2 separate regions of the Homo sapiens genome follow, and region 1 is linked to region 2. A link is a loop called in an ENCODE intact Hi-C map of the cell type or tissue named here. Cell type or tissue: PC-3. All regions are shown on one strand. Each heading gives the region's core, and the rest is flanking DNA. Links, peaks and the distances in the headings are about the cores only.

Region 1 (16,488 bases), core at 8,367-10,866, 65 kb after region 2:
GTGGAGGTTGCAGTGAGTGAGATCGTGCCACTGCACTCCAGCGTGGGTGATACAGCAAAACTCCATCTCAAAAAAAAAAAAGGAAAAGAAAACTCTAGTAATAAGAGTCGGAATAGTGGTAACCTCTGTATTCACTAGGGAGAATAGAGGAGCCTTCTGGAGTATGAAAATGTTTTATACTGATCTGCAGAATAGTCACATGGATGTATACATATGCATGAATTCATTGAACTGTACATACTTAAGTGCACTTTATGTACCCTATACCCTACTGTATGTAATTTATATGCCAATAAAAATTAAAACGGTATATTTCTCAGTAGGATATTCTAGGCAGCAAATACTGTTGGAACTGCTATTCTGGCCTAAGTTAGGTTGTGGCTACAAGAGGAAGATGGACTCATGATGGAGTCCATCATGATTTTGTATTATGAAGGTATGTAGGGTTGGAGCAGGTAGAGTAAGTTAACTTTCAGGTGCTGACAAGTGCTGCAATGATTGTTGTTTAGAGGGAATTGTGTTAAATGCGGGTCCAGTGGATGTCACTATGTCCACAATCAGGGTTTGGATGGTCTGTAGTGTCTACTTGAGCAATGCCGTTGCAGAACCCAACATAAGGGTGGAATTATCCTGCTAAGACCATAGCCAGTTGTTCTGGTGGAACAGACCACCCTACTTTTGTCACCTTTAGTAGCAGGGTGCTAGTAGTCCCAGACCTTAGCAGGTGCACCTATATCTAGATGTCTGCTTGTTGAACTTTCTCAGTAGCCCCCGAAGGCTACAGCTGAAGGAGGATGGCTGCAAAATTCCTGGGCAGGAGGATCCTTAAGGTAGGGTAGCTTATGCCGCCCAACACTCTGACATAGATAGACCTTTTCTGAAGATGGCAGCCCTGTTGATATTTGCTGCCTGATATATGGAGGGTGTGGAAGCAAACCTATCAAAGAAGAGACCCACCCAGGCTGCCAAGCTGAAATCTCCAGGTTTACTCCCACTGCTCCAGGCAACCGTTCAGATTCTGCAGACCAGACACAGTGCTGGGCCCCGAGATACTATCTTTCCACACCTGGAAGGCAGCTCAGTAATTGGCAAGTACTGTTTCTTCTTGGGACAAATTGACTTCAGCTAAAAGTGAGAAGAAACACATAAGTGAGGAACCCAGACTGGGATCCTTTCATGCAAAACAAATCTCAGTGTTGAGAGTATCAGTTTTCCTAAAGGAAGCTTGCTTGGGTCAAGTTGGACAAAGATCCAGGTGGAAGTAAATCGATTTTGTGTGTGTGTTTGTTTTGTTTTATAAAACAGAAAGATAAATATCTTTCTTCTCCTGAAAGTTGGTCTTTGAGGGTCAAGATAATAAAATGTTGGCAAAACCATTTAGATGAAAGAAACTTGGGTATACTCTATTTATGGCTTTATATATTATTGTATATATTATATATTTATATATTTTTCACTTAACATTATATTGTAAACATTCTTCAAAAATGATTTTGAATGGCTGCATAATCATTCATCATGAATATGCTGGGATTTATTTAAACATTTCTCTATTGTTGAATATGTCTAATGTTCCCAACTTTTTGCTCTTATAAATAATGCTGTAATGAAAATCTGATTTGGCAAACACAAGTCTGTTTCTCTTTGGGATTGATTCCTAAGGCTGAAATGACCACAACAAAAGTATGAGCATTTAAAATGTTTTGATACTGATTGTTTATCAAAAATTGTATTTGATGGACCAACAATTCCAGTTATCCCACCCTCCTGGATATAGTGATTTCTACAGATGACTAATGCTAACGCCAGGCTCTCACTCGGATAACCTCCTCCCTGCTGAAGTCCTACATACTTACAGTTAATTTTGTAAGAGCAAAGGTGGTGGCATCAGGTAGACCCCAGTTCAGTCTTCTAGTCTTCCAAGTCCTGGATGTGTGTCCTTGGATCTCAGTTTCTTATCTGTTAAACAGGGATAATAAGATGTAGTTATTTTTATTAGTTTGTTTGTAGTTTTTTGTTGTTGTTGTCATAACACGTTATGTACAGATACATCTACAGGAAAACAAAAGATGTTTTCAGTATTAAAAACAAAACATAGGCTGGGCGCAGTGGCTCGCACCTGTAATCCCAGCACTTTGGGAGGCTGAGGTGGGCAGATCACTTGAGGTCAGGAGTCCAACTCTACTAAAAAATAAATAAATAAATAAATAATTAGCCAGGCATGGTGGCACGTGCGTGTGATCCCAGCTACTTGGGAGGCTGAGGCAGGAGAATCACTTGAACCTGGGAGGCAGAGAGCTGAGATCGCGCCCCTGCACTCCAGCCTGGGTGACACAGGGTGAGACTCTGTCTCAAAAACAACAAAAAAGTTTATACTTTTCCCTTCATTGAGGTCACAAAGACCAAATAATAAAGCCAAATCATCTTGCTATAACATCAACTTAAGTGGAATCATCCTGTTAATTTAAAAACTCTGATTAGCACTTAAATATCTTTGATAATAAAAAACTGGGGCCGGGCTCGGTGGCTCACGCCTGTAATCCCAGCACTTTGGGAAGCCAAGGCGGGCAGATCACCTGAGGTCAGGAGCTTGAGACCAGCCTGGCCAACATGGAGAAACCCCCATCTCTACTAAAAGTACAGAAATTGGCCGGGCATGGTGGTGGACACCTGTAATCCCAGCTACTTCGGAGGCTGAGGCTGGAGAATCACTTGAACCCGGGAGGCGGAGGTTGCAGTGAGCCCAGATTGCGCCACTGCACTCCAGCCTGAGCGACAGAGCAAAACTCCGTCTCAAAAAAAAACTGGAAAGCAAATTACTTAATATGTCTTGTTTACATAGACAACTGTGCCAGTACCATTTGTTGAACAGACTTAATTTCCCTATTAAATTCCTTTAATACTTTGGTAAAAAACCAATTGATCACATAAGAGTAGGTCCATTTCAGCCAGGCACGGTGGCTCACGCCTGTAATCCTAGCACTTTGGGAGGCCAAGGCAGGTGGACCTCCTGAGGTCAGGGGTTTGAGACCAGCCTGGCCAACACGGTGAAACCCTGTCTCTACTAAAAATACAAAAATTAGCCAGTTGTGGTGGTGCATGCCTGTAATCCCAGCTACTCAGGAGGCTGAGGCAGGAGAATCGCTTGAATCCGGGAGGGGGAAGTTGCAGTGAGCCAACATCACTCCACTGCACTCCAGCCTGGGTGACAGAGCAAGACTCTGTCTCAAAAATTAATAAATAAATAATAAATTAATTAAATTAAAAAAGAGTTTTACGGCCATGCGTGGTGACTCACGCCTGTAATCCCAGCACTTTGGGAGGCCGAGGCGGGCATATTACCTGAGGTCAGGAGTTCGAGACCAGCCTGGCCAACATGGTGAAACCCCGTCTGTACTAAAAATACAAAAATTAGCTAGTCATGGTGGCACATGCCTGTAATATCAGCTACTCGGGAGGCTGAGGCAGGAGAATTGCTTGAGCCCAGGAGACAGAGGTTGCAGTGAGCTGAGATTGTGTCACTGCACCCCAGCCTGGCCAACAGAGCGAGACTCTGTCTAAAAAATAAATAAATAAATAAATAAATAAATAAAATAAATTCCCGACCTGACCAACATGGAGAAACTCCATCTCTACTAAAAATACAAAAAATTAGCCGGGCGTGGTGGCTCATGTCTGTAATCCCAGCTACTTGGGAGGCTGAGGCAGGAGAATCACTTGATCCCAGGAGGCAGAGGTTGCAGTGAGCCGAGATCGCACCATTACACTCCAGCCTGGGCAACAGGAGTGAAACTCCGTCTCAAAAAAATCAATCAATCAATCAATCAATTTACTTCTTTCTTTCTTATATGTATGATTTTTCTTTTTTTTTTTTCTTTTCTCATTGTATTGATGATGTTCAGTAGAAATAGTGAGTGGACTGCCTTGACTTCATCTTGATATAATGGAAAAAAGCGTTCAGTCTTTCATCATTAAGTATGGTGTTAGCTTTAAGTTTTTCATAGATGCCCTTTATTGGGTTGAATATTTTTTTCCTCTAAATTTGCTGAGGGTTTTTATCATGAATGGGTGTTGAGTTTTGTTAAATGCTTTTTCTGCATCTATTGAAATGGTCATCTAGCTTTACTCCTTTTTTTTCTGTTAATGTGGTAAATAGCATCAGTTGATTTTGGAGTATTAATCCAAACTTGCATGCCTCAGAAAAGGTCATTTATTTGTGATATGTAATCTTTTTAATATATAGGTTAATTCAATCTGTTATTATCTTGGTATAGATTTTGTACTTATTTTCATCAGGAATATATCCCTGCAATTTTCTTTTCTCATAATGCCTTTATCTAGTTTTGATATCAGAGTAATGTAAAATAGAGAAGTGTGTCTTTCTCTATTTTACAAAAAAGATTTATATGAAATTGGTATTATTTCTTCCCTAAATGTTTGATAGAATTCACTAGTGAAGTTATCTTAGTCTGGAGGGGTTTTTTTTGTTTTGTTTTGTTTTGTTTTTTTTCTGAGATGGAGTCTTGCTCTGTTGCCCAGGCTGGAGTGCCGTGGCGCAATCTCGGCTCACTGCAAACTCCGCCCCCCAGGCTCACGCCATTCTCCTGCCCCAGCCTCCCGAGAAGCTGGGACTACAGGCGCCCGCCACCACGCCCGGCTAATTTTTTGTATTTTAGTAGAGACGGGGTTTCACCGTGTTAGCCAGGATGGTCTCAATCTCCTGACCTTGTGATCCGCCCGCCTCGGCCTCCCAAAGTGCTGGGATTACAGGCGTGAGCCACCGCGCCCGGCTTTTGTTTTGCTTTTGGAGCTTTATTTTTAATGGAAAATTTTTATTTTATTTATTTATTTATTTTATTTTATTTTTTGTGTGACAGTCTCTCTCTGTCACCCAGGCTAGAGTGTAGTGGCGTGATCTTGGCTCACTGTAACCTCTGCCTCCTGGGTTTAAGTGATTCTAGTGCCTCAGCCTCCCGAGTAGCTGGGACTACAGGCGCATGCCACCATACCTGGCTAATTTTTGTATTTTTAGTAGAGACAGGGTTTCACCATGTTGGCCAGGCTTGTCTTGAACTCCTGACCTCAAGTGATCTGCCTGCCTCAGCCTCCCAAAATGCTGGGATTACAGGCATGAGCCACCACACCCAGCCAAATCGAAAAATTTTAAATTCCATTTTTAAAATAGTGTCTTTTAAGGAATTGGTCTATTTCATCTAGGTATTCAAATTTTTTGGCATACATTTCTTCCTTTTGAGACAGGATATTACTCTCTTGCCCAGGCTGAAGCCCAGTGGCATGATCTCAACTCACTGCAGCCTGACCACTTGGACTCAAGCAACCCTCCTACCTCAGCCTCCCAAATAGCTGTGACTACAGGCCCATGCCACCACTCCTGGCTAATTTTGCATTTTTTATAGAGAAGAGGTTTCACCATGTTGCCCAGGTAGGTCTCGAACTCCTGGGCTCAAGCAACCCTCCTGCCTCGGCCTCCCAAACTGCTGGGATTACAGGCATGAGCCACCACACCTGGCTGAATGTTTTCTTTATTCATCTGATTACTTAATAATTGTTTAAAAATTTCTACCTTCTTGGGATGAGTCTTTTGATTCTCCCTTTTGCCTTTCTCATTCTCTTGTTAACTAACCTAATGTTTTTATTAGCATCAGTAAGACCCGTGAAGGGAAGCTCCTCTCATTCATTTCTTTTCTTTCTTTCTTTCTTTTTTTGAGACGAGGTCTCACGTTGCCACTCAGACTGGAGTGCAGTGGTACGATCATGGCTCACTGCTGCCTCAACCTCCTGGCTTAAGTGATCGCACCTCAACCTCCCAGGTTGCTGGGACCACAGGCACACACCACCACGCCCAGCTAGTTTTTTTGAAAGTTTTTTGTAGATAAGCGATGTTGTTAAGTTGCCCAGACTGGCCTGGAACTCCTGGGTTCAAGTGATCCACCCGCCTAGGCCTCCCAAAGCACTTGGATTACAGGCATGAGCCACCACACCTGGAGACATTTTCTCTTGATATAGATTCTAGTTTGACAGGTTTTACTTTTCTTTCATCACTTTAAATTGTTGTTACATTGTGTTCTGAGCTGCATTATTTCTGATGAGACGTCAGAGGCTATTCTTATCACTGTTCCTCTATGTAATGCATATTTTTCCTCTGGTTGCTTTTTTTTTTTTTTTTTTCATCTTCTTCTTTTTTTTTTTTTTTGAGACAAGTTCTTGCTGTGTCACCCAGGCTGGAGTGCAGTGGCACTCACTGCAACCTCCACTTCCTGGGCTGAAGTAATCCTCCTACCCCAACCTCCCAAGTAGCTGAGACTACAGGCACAAGCTACCGCACCCAGCTAATTTTTTTTTCTTTTTGTATTTTTAGTAGACGTGGAGTTTTGCCACGTTGCCCAGGCTGGTCTCAAACTCCTGACCTCAAGTGATCTGTCTGCCTTGGCCTCCCGGAATGCCGCGATTACAGACGTCAACCACTGGACTTTTCTGGTTGGTTTTAAGTTTGTTTTTTTGTTTGTTTGTTTGTTTGTTTTTGGTTGGTTTGGTTTTGAGACATTTAATTCTGATGTTCCTTGGCATGTTTCTTTGATTTTTATCATTCCTGGGGTTCTCGGAGCTTCTTGGATCTGTGGGCTTATATTTTCAAAATTCTGAAACCATTTTGACAATTATTCACATGCTATATTTTAAATATTATTCAGATATTTTTTCTGCTTGAGTATCTCTCACCTCTCTTCCTGGTACTTAAACTTCACACCTAGTAGATGGCCTGATATCGTCCAATAGATTGCTGATAATTTGACAACAGTTTTCTGGACTTTTTTTTTCTTGATGTGATTCAGTTGGGATAGTTTCTATTGTCATGTGTTCAAATTCACTGATCTTTCTTCTGTGTGTCTAGTCTGCTGTTAAGCCTATCAAGGCCAGGCACAGTGGCTCACACCTGTCATCCCAGGACTTTGGGATGCTGAGGCATGAGAATCACTTGAGGCCAGAAGTTCAAGACCAGCCTAGACAACACAGCAAGACCCTATCCCTATAAAAAGTGAAACAACAACAACAAAACCATTAGCTGGGTGTGGTGGCATGTGCCTGTAGTCCTAACTGCTGGGGAGGCTGTGGTGGGAGGATCACTTGAGCCAAGGAGTTCAGGGCTACAGTAAGTCATGATCACGCCACTGCACTGCAGTCTGGGTGATAGAGTGAGATCTTGTCTCTAATTAAATAATAATAATTAAAAAAAACCTGTTCAGGTCGGGCATAGTGGCTCACACCTGTAATCCCAGCACTTTGGAAGGGCAAGCTGGGTGCATCACTTGAGGCCAGGAGTTTGAGACCAGCCTGGCCATCATGGCGAAACCCCGTCTTTACTAAAAATACTAAAAATTAGCTGGGCATGGTGATGCACACCTGTAGGCCCAGCTATTTGGGAGGCTGAGGCACGAGAATCGCTTGAACCCGGGAGGCAGAGGTTGCAGTGAGCCAAGATCATGCCACTACACTCCAGCCTGGGTGACAGAGCAGCAAGACTCCGTCTCAAACAAACAACAACAACAAACCTATCCACTTAAATTTTTCATTCGTATATTTTATTTTTAGATTCTAAAATTTTTGTTTGATTCTTTTCTGCATTTTCCGTCTTTCTATTGACATTTCCCAATTGTTCTCTCATTGTGTTCATCTTTTCCTTAAAATAGTTTAATGTGTTTATAATGCAGGTTTAAAGTCCTTGTTGATAATAACATCATTTCCATCATGTTGGGGTGTATTTCTATTTACTAACTTTCTTCCTCATTATAGATCATACTTTCCTGCTTCTTTCTGTATCTAGTAATTTTTAAATTATATGCTAGACATTATGGATGCTAAATTGTTGAGTGTCCAAATTTTTTTTAACTTCCTTGATAGATTTTTAGATTTTCTTTTTCAGGGACTTAATTTACTTGGGAATTAGCTTAATACTTTTGAAACTTATTTTTTAGCTTTGTTAGGGTGGGTCTAGAGAAACCTTTAACTCTAGGGCTAGATTAGTCTTTCTCCTAAGATGGGGTCTTTCTGAGATGTCTGCTGTGGTCTCATTTTTTATAAAGTATTTCCACTCTGGCTGGTTGAAACTTGAACATCTTTCAGACCTGTATGAGATTCGGTAGTTATTTAGCTCTCAGCTAAATGATAGTTGTTATTTCTCTGGTAATTGTTCATTGCCCAGCCTCTTGGAGACTTGTTCTGTGCATGCATAGTTTAGTATTTAGACGAAGACTCAACAGGGTCCCGACGCAGATTTTTGGAGGTCCTCCTTGGCATTGGTTCTTTCTCTTTGGTAATCTGCCCTACACATTCCAGACACAAGGTAGTCCTGAACTCTGATTTCCGTGTTCTTAAGTCAGGGAGACTTTTGTCCTCTGGTTGGGCTACCCCTCAGACACCACAGTCCAGAAATTGGCTCCAGAGAGAAAGCCATGGCATGCGGGCTCGTTTTGTTTGTTCCCTTTGCTGAAGAATCATGGTGCTGTGTTGCCTGAGGTACAACAGTTATTTCATGTATTTTGTCCAGCTTTATAGCTGTTTACTGAGGGAGAGCTGGTTGAGTATCAGTTTCTGTCATGGCTTGAAGTGTAAATACTTGCCTTTCAGCTTTCATATTTTTAATTTTGGAGAGTGATGAAAATATTCTAAATCATGAGTTTCAGAGGTAGTTATGTGACTATACACTTGTCAGAACTCATTGAATTGTGTAATAAGGGTACTTTTTTTGCATGTAGATGTTTATTTTATTTTATTTATTTATTTATTTATTTTTTGAGGTGAAATCTTGCTCTGTCACATAGGCTAGAGTGCAGTGGCGCAATCTCGGCTCATTGCAACCTCTGCCTCCCAGATTCAAGCGATTTTCATGCTCAGCCTCTTGAGTAGCTGGGATTACAGGTGCGCATCACCACATCTGGCTAATTTAACATCCGGCTAATTTTTGTATTTTTAGTAGAGACAGGGTTTCACCATGTTGGCCAGGCTGGTCTCAAACTCCTGACCTCATGTGATCCACCCGCCTTGGCCTCCCAAAGTGTTGGGATTACAGGTGTGAGCCACCACGCCCAGCCATGCATGTAAATTATACTCCAATAAAGCTCAGAAAAAGGTAAAATACTTTTTGAGACAAAAAAGTATTAAATGTTTAAATATTATTAAATATTAAATATAAGCACACACAAGAGTATACAGAATAATGGGAAACACCCTTATCATTATCACTCAGACTACAAAATAAAGCAATACAAATACAAGCAGAAGCTCCGTATATATGCCTCTCTTTGCATTTACTATCCTCATGCTTGTTTTTATCACCTTACTTCATATGTAGGTGTCTCCACAAATATGGTATTGTTTTCCCTGTCTTTAAACTTCACACATAAATGTTTCATTCATCTAGCTGTTTTCAATGATGTGATAATAAATAGGCAAACCCACACATGTGATTATATTTGCACAACTTCTAGACTTGGACCTGTACAGAAATGCAAAGTTTACCTGACTCTCTACATTTTGAACTCACTGTACTTCTCTCAGGAGAGAATGCCAAGAAAGTCACTGTCATTTATTCCTCTGCCTGGGGCAGAAAAATTAGTGAACACTCACTCTTGGTAAGTGGCATGAAAGGCCATTTGTAAGCCTGGCCCTGCTCCAATGGCTGCTGTGAAGATTCATGCACTGAGGGTGATGAGGGCTTGGAGCTCCCCTTGGCCTGAGTCAGCAACCTGCTGGTGCCTGGTGTCAGCAGTTTCCGGTCAGGGAGTGACTCACTGGACACCCTCCTACTTTCTGCTGGATGGAAGTGAGTGTCTCAGGGAAATTGATTCCAGCCCTCAGATCCAGACTGCACCATTAACTCTGTAAATCTGATTAATCCCTTAACAAGGGTCAGAAACATCTGTAATTCCTTTCCAGCGAGCCTCGTTTTTTATTTTATTATTATTATTATTTTGAGATGGAGTTTCACTCTTGTCGCCCAGGCTGGAGTGCAATGGCGTGATCCCGGCTCACTGCAACCTCCACCTCCCAGGTTCAAGCGAGTCTCCTGCTTCAGCCTCCCGAGTAGCTGGGATTACAGGTGCCCGCCACCACACTCAGCTAATTTTGTATTTTTAGTAGACGGGGTTTCTCCATGTTGGTCAGGCTGGTATCTAACTTCCGACCTCAGGTGATCTGCCCGCCTCGGCCTCCCAGGGTGCTGGGATTACAGGCGTGAGCCACTGCACCCGGCCTTACCAAATTTAAAACGATAGAAACACTGTTCAGACCAGGAACGGTGTCTCACACCTGTAATCCCAGCACTTTGGGAGGCCGAGGTGGCCGATCACTTGAAGTCAGGCGTTTGGGACCGGCCTGGCCAACATGGCAAAACCCCGACTCTACCAAAAATACAAAAATTAGCCAGGCGACATGGCGAATGCCTGTAATCCCAGCTACTCAGGAGGCTGAGGCAGGAGAATTGCTTGAACCCGGGAGGCGGAGGTTGCAGTGAGCCAATATTGTGCCACTGCACTCCAGCCTGGGAGACAGAGCGAGACTCCATCTCAAAAAGAAAACAAAAACAAAACAACAACAACAACAACAAACCCACTTTGTTCATAGAACTGCTGTGTATACAGCATGAAATTTGTATTTTCTTTTTAAATCTACAATCCTACACTTCAGGTTTGCAACTTTTGCTAATGTAAATCCTCCAGAACAAGCCTATCTCTTAAATCACTAGCAAGACTGCAGCTCATAAACACAGCCGGATCCTTCAGAATGAGTTTTATTTTCTCATATCCTTTGCTTATTCTAAGTAGAGCTTCATTTTCTTTTCCATGCTATTTTGAGCTATAACAAACCGCTCCTCTGTCCATTTCTTGATTTCCTGACAGGTCAGTTTTGATCTGTATAGTTTGATCAGTATAGTTAAATTTCCTGAAAGGCCACACAGCTGAGCCATGTAAAGTTCTCAGTAGAAATAAGAGGGACTGTGGCCAGGCATGGTGGCTCACGCCTGTAATCCCAGCACTTTGGGAGGCTGAAGTGAGTGGATCACCAGAGGTCAGGAGTTCAAGACCAGCCTGACCAACATATTGAAACCCTGTCTCTGCTAAAAATACAAAAAATTAGCTGGGCGTGGTGGCGGGCTCCTGTAATCCCAGCTACTCTGGAGGCTGAAGCAGGAGAATCGCTTGAACCCAGGAGGTGGAGATTGCAGTGAGCCGAGATGGCGCCATTGTACTCCAGCCTGGGCGACAAGAGCAAAATTCTGTCTCAAAAAATAAAAAAAATAAAAAAATTAAAAAAAGAAAGAAAGAAGAGGGACATCAAACAGAGGAGCCTGTTTTCAGAGTTCCCAGACCACATGAAATTCAGAAGCATTAACTAACCCCTTTGAAAGCAAAAATTTAATGCAGAAAAAGTACAAAAAGCATGCCAATATTAGGACACACGCACACACAACTGCATACACACTTTTTTTGCACATTTATTTTTTATTCTACTTCAAGTCAAGTATAATCAGTTTCTATATTTTTCAGTGAAATCAATTCCTTGAGGACTGAACATGCTTTTCTCATACACCCACAGTTTTCCTCCTCCCAGCTTCACCATTTAGGGATATGATACTTTTCAGAGTTGATAGGAAGTGTTTACCTTATTTTGACCATCTCAATATTGTTCACTTTTGAGACACGTACTATAATATAGCATGAATGACTTTCCTTTTTTCTTCTTTTTCTTTTTTTGAGAATGAGTCTCGCTTTATCACCCAGGCTGGAGTGCAATGGCATGATCTTGGCTCATTGCAACCTCCTTCTCCTGGGTTTAAGCGATTTTCCCCGCTCAGTCTCCCGAGTAGCTGGGATTACAGGTGCCCGCCACAACACCCGGCAAATTTTTGTGTTTTTAGTAGAGACGGGGTTTCACCATGTTGGCCGGGCTGGTCTCAATCTCCTGACTGCAAGTGATCTGCCTGCCTTGGCCTCCCAAAGTGCTGGGATTACAGGTGTGAGCTACGGCACCCAGCCATGAATGGCTTTCTTATTCCCTACAAATATTGTTTTATATCCTAGAATTCCAATTTTTTTTCATTTTTTAAATTTTTTATGTGCACGTATCTAATTTTCTTTGACTACTTCAAACCTGTGAAAGCCTCTCAGTAGTGTCTCTGAATACAAAAAGAGTTCCATTTTCCTTATTTGCCAAAGCACATCATCTAGGAGATTCCTCAAAAGTTGCATAGGGTATTCTTTTTTTTTTGAGATGGAGTCTCGCTTTGTCGCCAGGCTGGAGTGCAGTGGTGCAATCTCGGCTCGCTGCAACCTCTGCCTCCTGGGTTCAAGTGATTCTCCTGCCTCAGCCTCCCAAGTAGCTGGGACTGCAGGTGTGTGCCACCATGCCCAGCTAATTTTTATATTTTTAGTAGAGATGAGATTTCTCCATGTTGGCCAGGATGGTCTCAATCTCTTGACCTCATGTTTGGCCTACCCGGGCTTCCCAAAGTGCTGGGATTATAGGTGTGAGCCACCGCGCTTGGCCAGGTTATCTTTTTTTTTTTTTTGAGACGGAGGTTTTGCTCTTGTTGCCCAGGCTGAAGTGCAACGGCGTGATCTCGGCTCACCGCAACCTCTGCCCCCCAGGTTCAAGCAGTTCTCCTGCCTCAGCCTCCCAAGTAACTGGGATTACAGGCATGTACCACCACGCCTGGCTAATTTTGTATTTTTAATAGAGACGGGGTTTCTCCATGTTGAGGCTGGTCTCGAACTCCTGACCTCAGGTGATCCACCCACCTTGGCCTCCCAGAGTGTTGGGATTACAGGCGTGAGCCACTTCGCCCAGACTTTTTTTTTTTTTTTAAGAAGGGAAGTCTTTGTATGCCTTAAGATGTCCTTATTCAACTCTCAAATTTAGAATTTTAGGTTGAAAATAATTTTTCTTGGCCAGTCACAGTAGCTCATGCCTGTAACAATACCAGCACTTTGGGAGGCCGAAGCAGGTGGATCCCTTGAACTCAGGAGTCAGCAGTTTGAAACAGCCTAGGCTAATACAGCAAAATCCCGTCTCTACAAAAAATACAAAAAAATTAGCCGGGCGTGGTGGCACATCCCTGTGGTCCCAGCTACTCGGGAGGCTGAGGTGGGAGGATTCCTTGAGCCCAGGAGGTTGAGGCTGCAGTGAGTGAACCAAGATTGAGACACTGTACTCCATCTGGGTGACAAAGCAAGACCCTGTTTCAAATAATAATAATAATAATAATAATAATAATTTTTCTTCAGAATTTTGTAGTCATTTCTCCACTGTTTTTTAGCATCCTGTGTTGCTTTTGAAAAGTTTCAGTGCCACTCTGATTCTGTTTTCTATTTCTTTGAATGAGAACTGTGTTCTCTCTCTCTCTCTCTTTCCTTCCCTCTCTTCCTTCCCTACCTGTATTCTTAAATTTCACAACATGGCTTTGTGTGCTGGGTACACAGTAGGCCTTTTCAATATGGTGACTTCCAATGAGGTGACATTCATGATGCTGGGGGAAATCTACTTGTACCATATCTGAAATAATTTTCTCGCCTCCACGTTCTCTCTTTCTGCAACATCTGTTATTCCCAATCTCATGGAATAAATTTCTAATTTTTTATTACCCATATTTTCCATCTCTTTGGTTTTTGTGTTTTATTATACTTTCTGGGAGTTTCCTCAACTTTACATTTCAACCTTTGATTGAACTAAAATCCCATCTATAATGTTTTTAATTCTTCCTTTTTTTTTTTTTGAGACAGGGTCTTGCTCTGTTGCCCAGGCTGGAGTGCAGTGGCGCCATCTCAGCTTGCCACAGCCTCAACCTCCTGTGCTCAGGTGATCCTCCCACCTCAGCCTGTAAAGTAGCTGGGACTACAGGCATGTGCCACCACACCTGGCTAATTTTTGTGTTTTTTGCAGACCTGGGGTTTTGCCATGTTGCCCAAATCTCAAACTCCTGGACTGAAGTGATCCACCTGCCTTGGCCTCCCAAAGTGCTGGGATTACAGGCATGAGCCATCGTGCCTGGTCTATGGTGTTTTTATTTTATTTTTTTGAGACAAGGTCTCACTGTGTCACCCAGGCTGGAGTGCAATGGCATAATCACAGCTCACTGCAGCCTTGACCTCCCAGGCTCAAGCGGTCCTCTCACCTCAGCCTCCCGAGTGGCTGACATCACAGGTGAGCACCACCACCTGCAGCTAATTTTCATATTTTTTTGTGTAGACAGAGTTTCGCCATGCTGCCCAGGGTAGTCTCAAACTCCTGAGCTCAAGCGATCCAACTGCCTCAGCCTCTCAAAGTGCTGGGATTACAGGTACGAGCCACGCAGCCGGCCTGTTTTTAATTTTTAAGAGCTCTATCTTGTTCTCCTATTGTTCCTGGTTTTATTTTATTTTTTTTTTGTTTTTGAGACAGAGTCTTGCTCTGTTACCCAGGCTGGAGTGCAGTGGCGCCATCTCGGCTCACTGCAACCTCCGTCTCCTGGGCTCAAGCAACTCTCTTGCCTCAGCCTCCCAAGCACCTGGGATTACCTGTGTGCCACAACGCCTGGCTAATTTTTGTATTTTTAGTAGAGACGGTGGTTTCACCATGTTGACCAGGCTGGTCTTGAACTCTTGACCTCAAGTAATCTGCCCACCTTGGCCTCCCAAAGTGCTGGGATTACAGACCTGAGCCACCGTGCCCAGCCCTGTTTTTAATTTTTAAGAGCTCTATTTTGTTCTCTGATTGTTCCTGGTTTTGTTTTATTTTATTTTATTTTATTTTTTGTTTTTGAGATGGATTCTCACTCTGCCACCCAGGCTGGAGTGCAGTGGTGCAATCTCGGCTTGCTGCAACTTCAGCCTCCTGGGTTCAAGTGATTCTCCTGCCTCAGCATCCCGAGTAGCTGTGACTACAGGCATGCATCACCATGTCCAGCTAGTTTTTTATATTTTTAGTAAAGATGGGGTTTCACCATTTTGGCCAAGATGGTCTCGAATTCCTGACCTCGTGATCCGCCCGCCTCAGCCTCCCAAAGTGCTGGGATTACAGGCATGAGCCACCGCACCCGGCCTAGTTTAAAGTTTTTAATCGAGGTATAATTTATATACTGAAAAATATACAATTTTAAATGTATATATACAATTTTGATTATAGTGCTTGATGAATTTTACATATGATTACACCTGTATAGCCACACATAGATCAAGATATAGAATATTTCTGGTACCATGAAAGGCTTTCTCTTACACGCCTTCTCAGGCAATACAACCTCAAGAAGCAACCACTCTTCTGATTTCTTTCAACAACCGTTAGTTTTGCTTGTTCTTGAACTTCATATCAATGGAATCATATATTACGTACTCTTCTATGTCTGGTTTATTTCACTCAACAACATTATGTCTGTGAGATCCATCCCTGTAACCAATTGTAGCCGGTATTCCCTATTTGTATTGATGTATTCTATTTCATCATATAAATATACCACAATTTATTTCCCATTGAAGGACATTTGAGTTGTTTTCAGTTTGGATGTATTATGAATAAAGCTACTATGAACATTCCCATACTTTTTTTTTTTGAGACAGAATCTCATTCTGTCACCCAGGCTGGAATGCAGTGGCATGATTTCAGCTCACTGCAACCTCTGCCTCCCAGGTTCAAGATCTTCTTGTGCCTCAGCCTCCTGAATAGTCGGGACTACAGGTGTACACCACCACACCTGGCTATATTATTATTATTATTATTATTATTATTATTAGTAATAGTAGTAGTAGTAGTAGTAGTAGAGATGGGATTTCACTATGTTGGCCAGGCTGGTTTCAAACTCCTGGACTCAAGTGATCCACCTGCCTCAGCTTCCCAAAGTGCTGGGATTACAAGTGTGAGCCACCATGCCTGGCTTGTACATGTTTATTGCAGATGTAAGCACTCATTTCTATGGGGTGAAATTTCTGGGTCATAGGGTATATGAAGGTTTAGCTTTAATATATATTGTCAAATAGTTTTTCAAAGTGGTTGTACCAATTTATACTTCTGCCAGCAACGTATACAAGTTTTAGTTGCCCTACATTCTCGTCAACACTTGCTATTGTAAATTTTTAAATTTTAATCATTCTGGGCTGGGCTCGGTGGCCATGCCTGTATTGCTAGCACTTTGGGAGGCTGAGGAGTACAAATCGCTTGAGCCCAGGAGTTCAAGACCAGCCTGAGCAACATAGGGACACCCTGTCTCTACAAAATATTTAAAAATTAGCTGCGTGTGATGGCATGTGCCTGAGGTCCTAGCTACCCGGAAGACTGAGGTTGGAGGATTGCTTGAGCCTGGGAGGTCGAGGATACAGTGAGCCATAATCACACAATTGCACTCCAGCTTAAGCGACAGAGTAATACCCTGCCTCAAAAAAACCTCAAAATTTTGAGTCATTCTAGTGAGTATACAGCAGTTTTTCATTGGAGCTTTCATTTGCA
Region 2 (16,488 bases), core at 7,191-9,690:
CAAGTTCCGGGGCCCGGCTGGAAGCCTGATGGTTAGAGCCTGGTCCCAGCCAGGAAATGAAATTCTACAGGAGGGAGAAGAATGGCGGGATTCAGAGGTGAGGAGGCAGAAGAAGATTCCAAGCTCTGGACCTCTGGGGGCCACTGGGAGAGTTGAAGGTTTGATCGCGGATATGTTGGGTTTTGTGAAGGCGTTGGGGCGCGGGTGCGGGGAGTGTCCTTGGGTGGAGAAGTCACGAATGTAGGAATGGAACAAGTTCGGGTCTCCTGACTGGGTCGTGAAGTAGTATTGTCTTTCCCAAGCTTTCCTGTTGATGAGCGGCGTGGAGAGAATGGGGCTTGCTGGATTTTGTATTTTCCGCAAGTACTCCCAGGTGATTCTGGTCTGGTAAACACTGTTGGAGTGGAAGGCCTATCTGCCCCGGACTCAGACCTTCTCTCTGCCCCCATCTTTGTGCCCTGAGATGTTCCAGCATTCTCGAGCCTAAGTTTCTTCATCTATAAGGAGATAAAATAACCAGTCCTCGCAGGGCTGTTGTGAGGGCTACAAGAAGGATAACTGCCTAGCGTGTTGAGACATGGGTGGTCAGACACTTAATGCCTGTTTCTCTTCTTTCCCCCAGGAATTCATGAACTTTTAAAATACTTTATTCTACAGAAGGAGATCTTCTTAACTAATTAGGTATCCAGAGGAGAAAGTAATGAATCCATTTTCACCTAGATATTTGCAGTTATTTGAATTCTGGCTTTTGTCTCAAGTATTCACATATTTTTTTCTCTCTCTAGAAAAAGAATCGGATTTTACTGCTCCAGGAGTTGAGAATGAACTTGGTTACTAATCCCCAAAGTAATAGATAAACTAGGTGTGGATGCTTCTTTACTAAATTGTATCAGAGAATCACAAATGAACATGACTTGTGCATGCATAAACCTCAGCAGACTGAACTAACCATCTTTAGATTATTTACACATGTGCTCCTAATTGATATGGTCACCTTTATATTATAGGACAGCATATTTGCTTATTATTCACAGGTACATGTAAAGGAGAAACGAGAGTGGCAGGAATAGTTGGCCTCATTCCTCTCCAACAGGTCAGAAAAACTTGTTGTTGTTGTTGTTGTTGTGTAGCATTTTAGATACATCAATTATTTGGTCTTACTGTGAGACGAAAAACACATTAGACAATGTACAGATTCTTGGCAGAGGTGGTGTATCAGTCCATTTTCATACTGCTCTGAAGAAATGCCCAAGACTGGGTAATTTATAAAGAAAAAGAGGCTTAATGGACTCACAGTTCCACACGGCCCAGGAGGCCTCCTCATAGCGGAAGGTGAAGGAGGAGCAAAGGCACATCTTACATGGGGGCAGGCAAGAGCACGTGTGCAGGGGAACTGCCCTTTATAAAACCATCAGATTTCGTGATACTTATTCACTATTGCAAGAACAGCATGGGAAAAACCCACCCCCATGATTCAGTTACCTCCCACCGGGTCCCGCCCATGACATGTGGGAATTATGGGAGTTACGTTTCAAAATGAGATTTGCGTGAGGACACAGCCGAACCCTATCAGGTGGCTTCTGGTGAACTCTTCTTACCCTGCTTCACCAAGTCACTTTGAAATTTTTTTTTTCAGAGAAATAATTGCTCTTTGCTGCAGTTGTCAGCTGTCCTGCTGGAATTTTGGAAACAGCAGGGCTGCAGAAGGAGGGCTTGAACTGTAAGTGTGATGGAGGGCATGCTTCCACTACACCCCTGGTTTGCAGCATCTACAGTGCCTTATCTTAGAATGCAGAGTTATTTTTCACATGATAGAGAAGGGGTTGGGGACCTTTGAAGACAATAGGGGACAGCCTCCAAGTGCAAAGTCAGAAATTCAGAGGCCTTGCTCCTGCCAGGCAAAACTTATTTTCTACCTGTTTTCTCTCGAGTTCCCCTACTTATCCCTCCCCCAGAGAGCTGAAACAGAGACCATCTTGATTGATCTAGACTTGGTTTACACCTGATAAGCCAAGATTTTATGAATGTTTAACAGAGGTCAGAAATTTGGAGAAAATCTTATAGTAGGCATATTACCTTTTAAAGCATGAATTAACTAATGTTTTCCTCAAGAGTTTCAAAGGCAGTACAGATCCTCATTGTTTCCCAGCGATTCTTTTGGGCAAGACAGTGATAAGGTGGCTGGGACAAGCTTTCTTAATCCTTCTTTTCAGGTAAGAAAACTGAAGCTCAGGAAAGTATAATTTTTTCTTAATCACATGGAGGGCCTGAAACACACCTGGAAAAAACATTTTAGTCTAACAACAAAGAGTTCATAAGTGTTAAGTCTTTTTCTTTTCTTTTTTTTTTTTTTTTTTTAAAAAAAGTCTTACTGTCACCCAGGCTGGAGTGTGGTGGGGTGATCATGGCTCACTGCAATCTCAAACTTCCAGACTCAAGCAGTCCTCCCACCTCAGTCTCCCGAGTAGCTGGGACTACAGATGCATGCCACCATGCCCAGCTAAAATTTTTTTTAAGAGATGGGATCTCACTGTGTTGCCCAGGCTGGTCTCAAACTCTTGAGCTCAAGCGATCCTTTTGAACCTACAAAGCTATAGCGGAATGTTTTTTTGCTCAACTGATAATGTAGTCAGTATAACCAGTGTCTCTAGATAATGTGAGAAGTTGAAAGAGAAAGTGAAGCCTATTTGCTGGAAGGCTGAGGCAAAGCCAACATTTGGAGGTAATTCTTAGAAGGTCCTGCACCTGCCTGTGCATCAGGAATGATTTGGTAGTAGGGTAATGTCCCTTAGACCAGTAGTCCCCAACCATTTTGGCACCAGGGACCGGTTTCATGGAAGACTATTTTTCCACAGACAGGTTGGGGGGTGGTTTCAGGATGAAACTTCTTCACCTCAAATCATCAGGCATTAGTTAGATTCTCATAGGGAGCATGCAACCTATCCTCACATGCGCAGTTCAAAATAAGGTTCAAGTTCCGATGAGAATCTGATGCCACCGCTGATCTGACAGGAGGTGGAGCTCAGGCAGTAATGCTTGCCTGCTCCTCACCTCCTGCTGTGTAGCCGGGTTCCTAACAGGCCACAGTACCAGTCCATGGCACCAAGGTTGGGGACCCCTGCCTTAGACACCTTTTCTTGAGTTAGCATAAGATAATTGCCTTATGCCAGTTACTTCATCTATTTGAGCTTCAGATTCCTCATTTGTAAACTAGCCCAATTGTTTCCTCACTATAAACTCTAGCCTACCTCCCCCTGCAGTTTCATATTATGCAAATGCTAGGTCATTTCAGAATTCCGTCTTTTTGCACATTTGTTCTCTTTCCCTGGAATGCATTTCTTCCCCTGGTAAACTCCTGTCTTCCCCTGACTTGGCCCCATGATACACACAGCACTTCATACAGATAAAAAATATTTTGTCTAGTGATAGTTGTACAACTGTGAATATATTAAAAACCATTGAAGTGTATTTTAAGTGAGTAAATTTTACGGTATGTGAGTTATATCTGAATTTTTAAACATGGAGGATGGAGGGAAGCCTTCCCTACTACATGGTGGGTTTCTGGAGGAATAAGATCTTCTCATTTTCCTGTTAGAATTTCCTTTGGCCCGTATGAAACCTGGTCCATAATAAAGGCTCGGGTAATATTGTTGAATAAACAATGACCATCTGAGGTTTGCTCTAAGGGATTAAACGAAGATGTATGTGATGGTATTTATCTTGCACAATCCCCTTGTTGAATTCATTTATTCATGGCACTGTGTAGTGCTAAGCACTGAGGATACAGAATAAATAAACATCATCCTGATCTCAAGGAATTTATGGTCAGTGGAGGAGGCAGATATATAAACAGACCATAGCATGGCATTAGAGGTGCCACAGTAGACTTTGTGAGCATACAAGATAGAGCATCCCATTCAGCCCAGTGTTGGGGAAGGGAACATCAGGAAAGAATTGATTTTGGTTTTGAAGGATAATTAGGGATTTACTAGAATACAAGACGTAAGAGAGGAAATACATCCTAGGCAGAAAGAATAGCATATGCAAAGGCACAGACACACAAAGTATCTGTTCCACATTTGAAATCCAATCCAAATGTTAACTCAGAAATGTTTGAGAACAAGACAGAAGAAATAATGCAAAACAAAAAAGATTCTCAGAATCAAAGACATGGATCTCCAGATCAAAGAGTTTGCAGAAGGCCCAGCAAAATGAATGATAGAAGATCTAAAAATCACATCATCATGAAATTCTGAACTCAAATTATAAAAGCATCTGGACAAAATAGGTCGCATACAAAGGAGTTGGAACAGGAATGAGAATGTATTTTCCTAAAACAGGAAACTAGGGAGTCAATAGAGCAATGCCTTTAAAACTGAGTGGAAATTATCTTCAATCTAGAATTCTAAACCTAGTGAGACCATCAGTTTAAAAAGATATGCAAGAATTCAGACATGCCCGTTTTGGGGAAGCTACTGGGAGATAAGTGCCAGCAAAACCATGGAAGAAGATTACATGGGATTTGGGAAATAAGGAATCCAACATGGTAGACTCTGAATTTAAAAATCCAGAATGCCTGCAATGCAGCCATCCCACGAGCAACCAGCACAGATTGGAACAAGAGGATAGATGGCTCAGAATGAGGTCTTCAAGGAACAACAACAAAATGGAACTCATTTCTGTGAGTGCATAATGATTATTTCTGATAGGATAGCAGACATGTTGGAGCATTTGGAAAAAATTAATCACAAGTATATGGAAAGCCAGACAAGTGGGAAAACAAGGAAATCATTAACTGAAGGAAAAATACGTGGTCATACAAGAAAGGAGCAATGGTCATAGGCTCAACAGTGAAAATGTTTGTACAGTCATAGTGTAAACACTGATGTATTATCCAAGCTGCATAAAGAGATCTTATAAATCAATTAGAAAAAGACAACCATTGGAAAAACGAGCAAAGTGTATGAATGGGCTAATTCACAGAAGATGAAACTCAAGCTCAACTCATGAGTAATTGGGGAAATTAAAACTATTCACTGGCTGGGCATGGTGGCTCATGCCTGTAATTCCAGCACTTTGGGAGCCTGAAGCAGGAGGGACTGCTCGAGGCCAGGAGTTCAAGACCAACCTGGTCAATGAAGTAAGACCCAGTCTCTACAAAAAAAAAAAAAATTAAAAATTAGCAGAGTGTGGTAGTACATACCTGTAGTCCTAGCCATTCAGGAGGCTGAGGCAAGAGGATTCCTTGAGTCCAAAAGGTTCAGGCTACAGTGAGCTATGATCATGCCACTGCACTCCAGTTTAGGTGACAGAGCGATACCCTGTCATTTATACATACATATGTACATAAAATCAAATTGACAAAAATCTTAAAATTCTGATGGTTCAAGGGTCTTAGTGAGGGTATGGAGCATCAGAAACAGTCATCCACTGCTGGCAAGAGTATACACAGGTACAATTACTCTGAAGAGTAATTTGTCAGTATCTAGCAAAGCTGAAGATACAGGCCCTGAGTACGGCCTGGCAGTCTTTCTCCAAGATGGTTATTTCTTATCTCACTTTCAGCTTCTAATTGATCATCTCCACCCAGGGTCTCAGCTGATAACCCTGCTTTCTATTTCACTGAGAGACTAGAAGCAAGCAGAAAAGCACTTCAAATATTTGCCCACATACTTGCATCTGTGCCCATAGACTCCATATTTCTTAAATTATAATGGATGACTATGCATGATTTAGAAGAGAGGTAAAAACTGATGACTCCAGAGAAAATAAACATCCACACCCTTTGTGGAAGAAACATATATGACCATTCATTGTAGCACTGTGATGGTGAAAAATTTAAATGTCCATCAACAATAAAACTGGTACATTGTGGCATAGCTATAAATTGACTACTATATATTGAGTCAAAGGGGACACATGTTTATTCATTTTCTCTGGAATCATTACTGTTTCCTCACTTCTGGATGAAATAAAATAGGCAACGTGTCAACATTAACCACCTAAACAAAAACAAACATATGCTAAGTGAAAAGTTATAGAAGGATGTTGGTTATACGAAGTTTTCTTTCTTTCTTCCCTGCCCCCCAGACCCACCGGAGACAGGGTCTTGCTTTGTCACCCAGGCTGCAGGACAATGGCATGATCTCAGCTCACTGCCACCCCTGCCTTCCAGGCTGAAAGATTCCTCCCACCTCAGCCTACTGAGTAACTGGGACTACAGGTGTTCACCACCACAATGGCTAATTTTTTGTACTTTTGCAAGAGATGGGAGTTTCGCCATGTTCCCTATGATTGGTCTCGAATGCCTGAGCCCAAGCTGTCCATCCTCGTTGGCCTCCCGAAGTGCTGGGATTATAGGTGTGAGCCACTACAGCTGATCTCTACAAAGTTTGAAAACATGCAAAGCAATTCTGTTGTTGATATGGACACATTTGTGTGGCATAATTGTACAAAAACATGCATGGGAACAGCAAACTCTAAATTGGGGATAATGATTACCTTTAAGGAGGGAGAAAAGGGAATAGGGGGAGGTGGAAGGGCACAGATAGAATTTCTGTTTTTTTAATTTAATTTTTTTTTTTACACGGAGTTTCACTCTTGTTGCCCAGGCTGGAGTGCAATGGCGCAATCTTGGCTCACCACAACCTCTGCCTCCTGGATTCAAGTGATTCTCCTGCCTCAGCCTCCCGAGTAACTGGGATTGCAGGCATGCACTACCATGCCCGGCTAATTTTTATATTTTTAGTAGAGAGGGAGTTTCTCCATGTTGGCCAGACTGGTCTCGAACTCCCGACCTCAGGTGATCTGCCAGTCTCAGCCTCCCAAAGTGATGGGATTACAGGCGTGAGCCACCAAGCCCTGCCAATTTTTGTTTTTTAAAAGTAGGTGGCAGGTACATGGATGTTTAGTTACATTTTTATTACTTCGAGACAGAGGTTAATTCTTGTCAGATGTGCATTATAATCACCAAGAAAACCTTCAAAAATACAGATTCCCAAGACCTACCATGAGAACTCCTGAATCAGAATTTTCAGGGTAGAAGCCCACGAATCTATTTTTCTTTTGTTTTGTTTTACAGTACGTTCTTAATATGCTTACCCAGAATCTACATTTAAAAAAAAAGTATATGTGTGTGTATATATACACAATAATATTACAAGAAGTCCCATATACTCTTTACCCAGATTCCCCAAATGTTAACATTTGTTTTATCTTTTATGTTTCTCTGAATCATATGCCTAAATACCTCAGTTTGTATCTGCTTAAAAAAAAAATTAGGCCGGGCACGGTGGCTCACGTCTGTAATCCCAGCACTTTGGGAGGCTGAGGCGGGTGGATCACCTGAGGTCAGGAGTTCGAGACCAGCCTGGCCAACATGGTGAAACCCCGTCTCTGCTAATAATACAAAAATTAGCAGGGTGTGGTGGCGCGTGCCTGTAATCCCAGCTACTCGGGAGGCTGAAGCAGGAGAATCACTTGAACCCGGGAAGCAGAGGTTGCAGTGAGCCAAGATCACGCCATTGCACTCCTGCCTGGACACAAGAGGGAAACTATGTCTCAAAAAAAAAAAAAAAAAGAAAGAAAGAAAAGTCTATTCCCAGTACAATGATAAAAACCAGTAAATAAACATTGATACTGTAATCTGCAGACTCTTCAAATTTCAAATTTTATGAATTGTGTCAATATTATTGCAAAAGAAAATCCCAGGCTGGGTGCGGTGGCTCACGCCTGTAATCCCAGCACTTTGGGAGGCCGAGGCTGGCGGATCACGAGGTCAGGAGATCGAGACCATCCCGGCTAAAACAGTGAAACCCCGTCTCTACTAAAAATACAAAAAATTAGCCGGGCGTAGTGTCGGGCGCCTGTAGTCCCAGCTACTTGGGAGGCTGAGGCAGGAGAATGGCGTGAACCCGGGAGGCGGAGCTTGCAGTGAGCCGAGATCCCGCCACTGCACTCCAGCCTGGGCGACAGAGCGAGACTCCGTCTCAAAAAAAAAAAAAAAAAAAAAAAGCCCAAATCATTTGTTGTGTATGGTTACCTAGTCTCTTTACTCTCCTTTAATTTGGACAGTTCTTCAGTCATTGTTTGTTTTTCATGACATTGATGTTGATTACTACGGGCTATTTATTTGGTAGAATGCCATTGAATATGAGTTTGATGTTTTCGTATGATTAGATTTATGTGCTGTATTGTCTTGCAGGAATGCCACAGAGGTTATAATTGTGGTCAGATAATGTGCATTGTGTCTGGAAGCACTTGTTGATTGGTCCCATTATTGGTGATGTTAACTTTGCTCCCTTGGTTAAGACAGTGTGTCAGTATGTATCAGGTTTCTTCATTGTAAAATTACTAAGTATCTCTTGGGGAGATACTTTGAAACTATGTAGATGCTCTGTTACCCATCAAAATTTCAACCACGAGTTTTAGTATCTAGTGTTGAGTCTTGCTTGGATTATTATTAGGGTTGACAAGCGGTGATTCTGATTTAATCATTTCTTTTATATTTATTAGTTGACTTTCTACTGTAAGAGCTTTCCCTTCATCCCATGTATTGTATCACTGTGGACAAATGGATTCTTTTTTTTTTTTCCTTTGTTTGTTTTATGATGGAGTCTTGCTCAGTCTGGCTCTGTCACTCTGAACCACGTTGGCCAGGCTGGTCTCAAACTCCTGACCTCAGGTGATCCGCCCACCTTGGCCTCCCAAAGTGCTGCGTGAGCCACCACTCCTGGCCTGGATTCCTATTGTATTTAAAGTGACATCAATGTTTACTATTAGTAAGTATTTTGATGCTCAAATTGTCTCAGATTTGGCCAGCAACAGCCCCTTCAAGCTGGCACGTGTGAACTTCTGTTACTATTTTAGGTTTGTACTTTATCTGCCTTGCCTATAATCAACCACTTATCCAAGGAGTCTAGGTACTTTTTAGTATTTATAAACCAAGATCTGCATGCTACATATGCTCACTGCTACAGGAATATCATTGATTCTACACCCTCTTAGTTGAAGGAGGTAGGTAATAGATTATATACATAAACACACACATAGACCTACACCTGTCTATTCTGGCTAGTGCTGTATTAAAAATCACAAGTTTGGGCTGGGCACAGTAGCCCACGCCTGTAATCCCAGCACTTTGGGAGGCCGAGGCAGGTGGATCACAAGGTCAAGGGTTCAAGACCAGCCTGGCCAAGATAATGAAATCCCGTCTTTACTAAAAATACAAAAAAAAAAAAAATTAGCTGGGCATAGTGGCAGGCACCTATAATCCCAGCTACTTGGGAGGCTCAGGCAGAGAATCGCTTGAACCCGAGAGACAGAGGTTGCAGTGAGCTGAGATCATGCCACTGTACTCCAGCCTGGGTGACAGAGTGAGACTCCGTCTCAAAAAAAAAAAAAAAAAAAAAATCCCAAGTTCACGCTAATACTTTCTTTGTTTTGTTTTGTTTTGTTTTGTTTGTTTTTTGAGACAGAGTCTCACTCTGTCACCCAGGCTGTAGTGCAGTGGTGCGATCTCAGCTCACTGCAACCTCAGTCTCCCGGGTTCAAGGGATTCTCCTGCCTCAGCCTCCCGAGTAGCTGGGGTTATAGGTGCCCACCACCACGCCTGGCTAATTTTTGTATATTTGTTTATTTAGTAGAAACAGGGTTTCACCATGTTAGCCAGGCTGGTCTCAAACTCCTGACCTCGGGTGATCCACCCACCTTGGCCTCCCAAAGTGCTGGGATTACAGGCGTGAGCCACCACACCCAGCCCACACTGATACTTCTGATTCCAGTGAAACACTGTAAGATTCTCCTTCCCACTTTTCATATTTGTAACTCTTGCCTTCAATAGTGAGAAACCTGGCTCCCATTATCTACAATATATTTACTTATTCAATCTTACACACTTAAAATTGGATTGATTCATTTGCTTCTGCTGTTTCTTTTCTTTTTCTTTTCTTTTTTTTTTTTTTTTTTTGAGGCAGAGTCTCACTCTGTTGCCCAGGCTGGAGTGCAGTGGCACAATCTTGGCTCACTGCAACCTCCGCCTCCCAGGTTCAAGCAATTCTGTCTCAGCCTCCCAAGTAGCTGGGACTACAGGTGTGCGCCACCAAGCCCAGCTAATTTTTGTATTTTTAGTAGAGATGGGATTTCACCATATTGGCCAGGCTGGTCTCGAACTCCTGACCTCGTGATCCTCCTGCCTCGACCTCCCAAAGTGCTGGGATTACAGGCGTGAGCCACCAGGCCAGGCCGCTTCTGTTTTTTCTACTTTATTTCCCACCACCACCGCCCCCCCCCCAACCCGCCGCCATCCTAGTTGTTTTTCTTTTTGTTGTTAAGTAAAATATTAACAAGATTGCAAAACACAGAATGTATAGTCAGAGGAATTCCATCCCCTCCCCATTCCTTCTATTCTGTCCAGTTCATTTCCACCCAATCCCTGAGGGTAAACAATTGTATTAACTTCTGGTTTCTCTTTCCTGTGTTTCTTTTTTTCTTTTTCTTTTTTTTTTTTTTTGAGACGGAGTCTCGGTCTGTCGGCCGGACTGGAGCACAGTGGCGCGATCTCGGCTCACTACAAGCTCCGCATCCCGGGTTCACACCATTCTCCTGCCTCAGCCTCCCGAGTAGCTGGGACCACAGGCACCCGCTACCACACCCGGCTCATTTTTTTTGTATTTTTAGCAGAGACGGGGTTTCACCGACTTAGCCAGGATGGTCTCGATGTCCTGACCTCGTGATCCGCCCACCTCGGCCTCCCAAAGTGCTGGGATTACAGGCATGAGCCACTGCACCCGGCCTTTCCTGTTTCTTTTTACACAAATGAACATATACATGCATATTTCCTCCTTTCCTACAAAAATGGTAGCATATTGCCAATACTCTTTTCCACTTTGTTTTCTTCCTTTAACAAGAGATCTTGTATCAGTTCATAGAAATCTTTCTCCTTTTTTAAACAGCTGCATAATACTCATATGCCATATATATGGGCATGTCAGTGACTTCCAATATATTGTAATTTTACAAAAATGATGCTATGAATAACCTAGTATGTATGTATTGTTGGAGGTTTATCTTCAGGGTAAATTCCTAGGAGTAAGGTTGCTAGGTCAAAAAATAATACATGTGCACTGTGCGTGTGTATGTGTGTTAAATATTTATTGTGAAATTCTCCATAGAGATTATACCAGCTTGCATTCCACCAGCACTGTATGAGTGCCTGTTTCCCAACAGCCTGCCAACAAACTCTGTGATTACGCTTTTTACTTTTTGCCAATCTGATAAGTGAGAAATTGTATCTCAGTGTAGTTTTAATTTGTAATTCTCTCATTATGAGTGAAAACGAACTTTTTTTTCATGTGTTTAAAGATCATCTTTTTTGTTGTTGTTGGGGATACATTCTCTGTTCATGTCTTTTGCCCATTCTTCTATTGAAGAGTTTTGATCTATTTTTCTTCTCAACTTTTATGGTTATTTAAATATTATGGATGTAAGGTTTTTATCTGAGATACGTGTTACAAATATTTTCTCCCAGGTTTTAATTGTCTTTTTACATTGTTCATGGTGTTTCTTCCTATGCAAAAGGTTTTACTTTTATGTAGTCAAGTTTATCAATCTTTTATTTCATTTTATTTAATTTTGAGTTATAGTTAGAATGCTTTCCCCTACCCCAGATTAAAGAGAAATTTACTCATTTTAAAAATAGTATGTGTATGGTGATAGATAGATACATAAATAGATAGGTAGGTAGGTAGGTAGATCGATCGATTCTTTTTTTTTTTTTTTGATCGATTCTTGATCCACTTGGAATTTGTTCTTGTCGATGGTATGAGGTATGGATCTCCTTTTACCTTTTTCTTCTAAGTACCTAATTGTTCCAGTACCATTTATTTTAAAAATCCTTTTGGCCCAGGTGTTTTGAGACACCATCTTTATTACATACTAAAGTTCCATATGTACTTGGTCCTACTTCTGGACTTTCTTTTCTACTGGTCTATCCATATTACCATACTCTACTGTTGTAAAGGCTTTATGGTATGTTTTCATGTCTGGTAGGCCAAGTCCCCCTTGTGACTTTTTTCTTTTCTTAGTATTTTCCTGGCTATTCTTGTATGTTTGCCTTTCTGTATGAAGTTTAGTATCAGTTTCTTAAGCTCCATAAAAAGGTTGTTGGTGCAGCCATAAAAAAGAATGAGATCATGTCCTTTGCAGGGACATGAATGGAGATGGAGGCCATTATCCTTAGCAAACTAAATCAGGAACAGAAAACCAAATACCACATGTTCTCACTTATAAGTGGGAGCAAAATGATGGCAACACTTGTACACAAGATGAGAACAACAGGCTGGGCGCCGTGGCTCACACCTGTAATCCCAGCACTTTGGGAGTCTGAGGCAGGTGAATCACTTGAAGCCAAGGAGTTTGAGACCAGCCTGGCCAACATGAGGAAACCCTGTCTCTACTAAAAATACAAAAAACCAGCCAGGCATGGTGGCGCACACCTGTAATCCCAGCTACGCAGGAGGCTGAGGCATGAGAATCCCTTGAACCCAGGAGGCAGAGGTTGCAGTGAGCTGAGATCGCGCCACTGCACACCAGCCTGGGTGACAGACTCTGGTTTCCAAAAAAAAGAAGAAGAAGGGAAAAACACACACTGGGGCCTTTTGGAGGGTGGAAGGAGGGAGAGGATCAGGAAAAATAAATAACTAGTGAGTACTAGCCTTAATACCTCATGAAATAATCTGTATAAACAAACCCCATGACACAAGTTTATCTATATAATAAACCTGCACTTGTACCCTTGACCTTTGTGCGATTGACTTGATGGGAAGTTAACAGATAATGGCTAAAATTGAAAAATCTAAGAATGGCATAAGCAAATTAGTTAGAAATACATAGATAAATACCTAAAGAAGAAAGAGCTTCAAAAGTGAGGAGACTTTATTTTTTATTTTTATTTTATTTTATTTTATTTTATTTTTTGAGATGGAGTTTTGCACTGTCACCTGGGCTGGAGTGCAATGGCGCGATCTCGGCTCACTGAATTCTCTGCCTCCTGGGTTCAAGTGATTCTCCTGCCTCACCTCCCAAGTAGCTGGGATTACAGGCACACACCACCAAACCCGGCTTTTTTTTTTTTTTTTTTTTTTTTGTATTTTTAGTAGAGACGAGGTTTCACTAAGTTGGCCATGATGGTCTTAAACTCCTGACCTCATGATCCACCCACCTTGGCCTCCCAAAGTGCTAGTATTACAGGCGTGAGCCACTGCGCCCAGCCAAATGAGGAGACTTTCTTTAAAAAAATAAGGCTTTTAGTACATGTATTAGTCAGGCTCCTGGTAGGAAACAGATGGCTAACTTAATCAGGGTGATTAAAAATCTCATAGAAGTATAGTAGGTCTTCTGTGTCCTTGGATTAACCAGCCATGGATTGAAAATATTCAGAAAACAATAAAAATAACAATATAACAACAAATAATAATAGAAATAGGTCAGGTGAGGTGCCTCACATCTGTAATCCCAGCACTTTGGACAGCTGAAGCAGGAGGATTGCTTGAGACCAGGAGATTAAGACCAGCAACAAAGTGAGACCCTTTCTCTACAAAAAAAAAAGAAAAAAAGTTAGCTGGGCTTGGCTTTGCATACCAGTAGTCCCGGTTATCTGGTAGGCTGAGGCAGGAGTATCACTTGAGCCCGGAAGTTCTAGGCTGCAGGGACCTATGATCACACCACTGCATTCCAGCCTGGGCAACAGAATAAGACACCATTTAAAAAATTAAAAATAAAAAAAGATGCAAATTTTTAAAACAATATAACAACTATTTACTTAGTATTTACAGTGTATTAGGTGTTATAAGTAATCTAGAGATAATTTAAAGTATATGGGATCACTTTGGGAGGACTCACTTGAGGCCAGGAGTTTGAGACCAGCCTGGCCAACATGGAGAAACCCTGTCTCTACTAAAAATACAAAAATGACCAGGCGCAGTGGCTCATGCCTGTAATCCCAGCACTTTGGGAGGCCAAGGCAGGTGGATCATGAGGTCAGGAGATCGAGACCATCCTGGCCAACATGGTGAAACCTCATCTCTACTAAAACACGAAAAATTAGCCAGGCATGGTAGCCCGTGCCTGTAGTCCCAGCTACTCAGGAGGCTGAGGCAGGGGAATCGCTTGAACCTGGAAGGCAGAGGTTGCAGTGAGCAGAGATTACACCACTGCACTCCAGCCTGGCAACAGAGCAAGACTCCATCTCAAAAAAAAAAAATACAAAAAATACAAAATTAGCCAGGTATGGTGGTGCACCCCTGTAATCCCAACTACTCAGGAGGCTGAGGCATAAGAATCACTTAAACCCGGGAGGCAGAGGTTGCAGTGAGCCAAGATTGCGCCACTGCACTCCAGCCTGGGCAACAGAGCGAGACTCTGTCTCAAAAAAAAAAAAAAAAAAAAGTGTATGAGAGGATGTGCACAGGTTATATGCAAACACTACACCATTTTATGTAAGGAGCTTGAGCATCCATGGATTTTGGTATCTTCATGGGGGTCTTGAGATTCCGAAGAGGATACTGAAGGACAACTGTACTGTTTAGAAGTGTGGGTGGGCTTAAGGGACATAAACATGGGTTGGTGAAGCACCCTGCCACTAGAGCCACAGGGAGCAGTTTCAACTCCTTGGCCTAAAGGGTGACAAGAAGTACAGCTTAATGGAACAAAAAAAGCTATGGAAGAGGACTACCCAATAGAAATCATGGACTTGAGTAGAACGTAAGTCACTACTTAGTGCAGCATGACAGGTTGGGAACTGCAGAATAAACATTATCTTACTCTCCTCCCATTCCTGCCAGGGGCCCCTAATGGCTAAACTGAAGCAGAGGTGGAGAGCAAGGAAGCCTATTGGTGCCATTTATAATGAGCAGCTTCCAGAAACAGTAGGGCAGGAAGGGGTAGAGAGTGAATTTGCAGGTTCACATGGAAGAAATCCAAGCAGTACTATAATGCATTTAAATATATAAATGTACAGCCATAATAAAACAAAAAACAGTGGAGAAGATCAGGTATGGTGGCTCACACCTGTAATTCCAGCACTTTGGGAGGCCGAGGTGGGCAGATCACCTGACCTCAGGTCTCACCTAGCCAGCATAGTGAAACCCCATCTCTACTAAAAATACAAAAATTAGCCAGGCATGGTGGTGCATGCCTATACTCCCAGCTACCTGGGAGGCTGAGGCACAAGAATCACTTGAACCTGGGAGGCGGAGGTTGCAATGAGCTGAGATCGTGTCACTGCACTCCAGCCTGGGTGATAGCAAGACTAAGTCTCAAAAAAAAAAAAAAAAAAAAGTGAAAAAGCAACTTTTGTCAATGAATCTATGGTCTAAGGGCACATGAGTCAATTATAACAAAGATGGAAAGGTGGTATATGCCTGAGGAGAGATTGGAGACACTCCCAGTGAGGAAAACCAACAGATTCTCTGGAAATGGTGACCTTTGAGCTAGGGATCTAACTTATATCATCATATAGCAGCTGGGTGATGGATACTGGTCTATTCTTATGCAATAAAACATCTGTAGGAGAACTGAAGAAATCCCTCAAACCTCATGGTTTCCATTGTCCTGCTTCCTGTGGATATTTGCCTTTTCACATTTTTAAGGTTTTTATTGTTATAATTTTTCCAATCTATATTTTATATTGATGTCCTCAAGATGGAATGACTGATTTTGTACTATGCCCCTGGTATAGTGTTACGGACTTTAGATGCATGAGCTCAAACAAATATGAGGTTGATCTTATTATACCCATTTTACAGAAAAACTGTGGTTTGGAGATAAGTAACTTACCAAAGGACAAATAACTAGATCGAAATCACAATAAAGGTTTGACTTAACAGCTCCTCTTTTACCAGCATTCTAAATTGCTTCTCAATGTAGGGATTTCTGGCCAGATGTGGTGGCTCATGGCTGTAATCTCAACACTTTGGGAGGCCGAGACAGGAGGATCGTTTCAGCCCTAGGAATTCAAGACCAGACTGGGCTACATAGTGAGACTTTGTCGCTACAAAAAAATTTTAAAAATTAGCCAGGTGCAGTGGTGTGCACCTGTAGCCCCAGCTGCTCAGGAGGCTGAGGTGGAAAGATCACTTGAGCCTGGAAGGTTGAGGCTGCAGTGAGCAGTGATTGTGCCACTGCACTCCATCCTGGGTGCCAACCAGTCTCAAAAAATAAAAACAAAAATTGGATACAATTCCCAGGTTGCTTTATTAAGGTGCAAATAAGTCCATTTCTTCCTATTCAGTTTTTAACTCTTTTTCTCTCAGGGAATGGTTGAGCTAACACAATGAAGCCTTGGTTGTGCCTTGTCTAGTTATTTCCCTTGGATTTCAGATACCAACCCCTACCAAGAAAGAGTAGTTTAGAAACTTCAATATGCAGGCCGGGCGCGGTGGCTCAAGGCTGTAATCCCAGCACTTCGGGAGGCCAAGGCAGGTGGATCAC

Evidence for each region. Peaks named below come from ENCODE experiments on the same cell type or tissue, not always from the same donor. Only the 100,000 strongest peaks of a DNase experiment are listed, where the experiment ranks them.
Region 1: it touches region 2 in a loop (3-fold over the local background); 12 of 110 quality-filtered maps call a loop at or near these places.

The regions. Positions count from the first base shown.
Region 1 is chr3:185,890,683-185,907,170 of GRCh38, forward strand. No RefSeq gene overlaps it. Among named protein-coding and RNA genes, the nearest start is that of TRA2B, 39 kb to the right of the region's middle. RefSeq lists an enhancer at 9,619-9,913 and a silencer at 15,008-15,199. In PC-3, for the core only: no CTCF peak of the experiment used is centred there; a DNase peak (open chromatin) is centred at 9,719; H3K27ac peaks cover 488 bases.
Region 2 is chr3:185,826,435-185,842,922 of GRCh38, forward strand. No RefSeq gene overlaps it. Among named protein-coding and RNA genes, the nearest start is that of IGF2BP2, 9.6 kb to the left of the region's middle. In PC-3, for the core only: no CTCF peak of the experiment used is centred there; a DNase peak (open chromatin) is centred at 8,247; H3K27ac peaks cover 918 bases.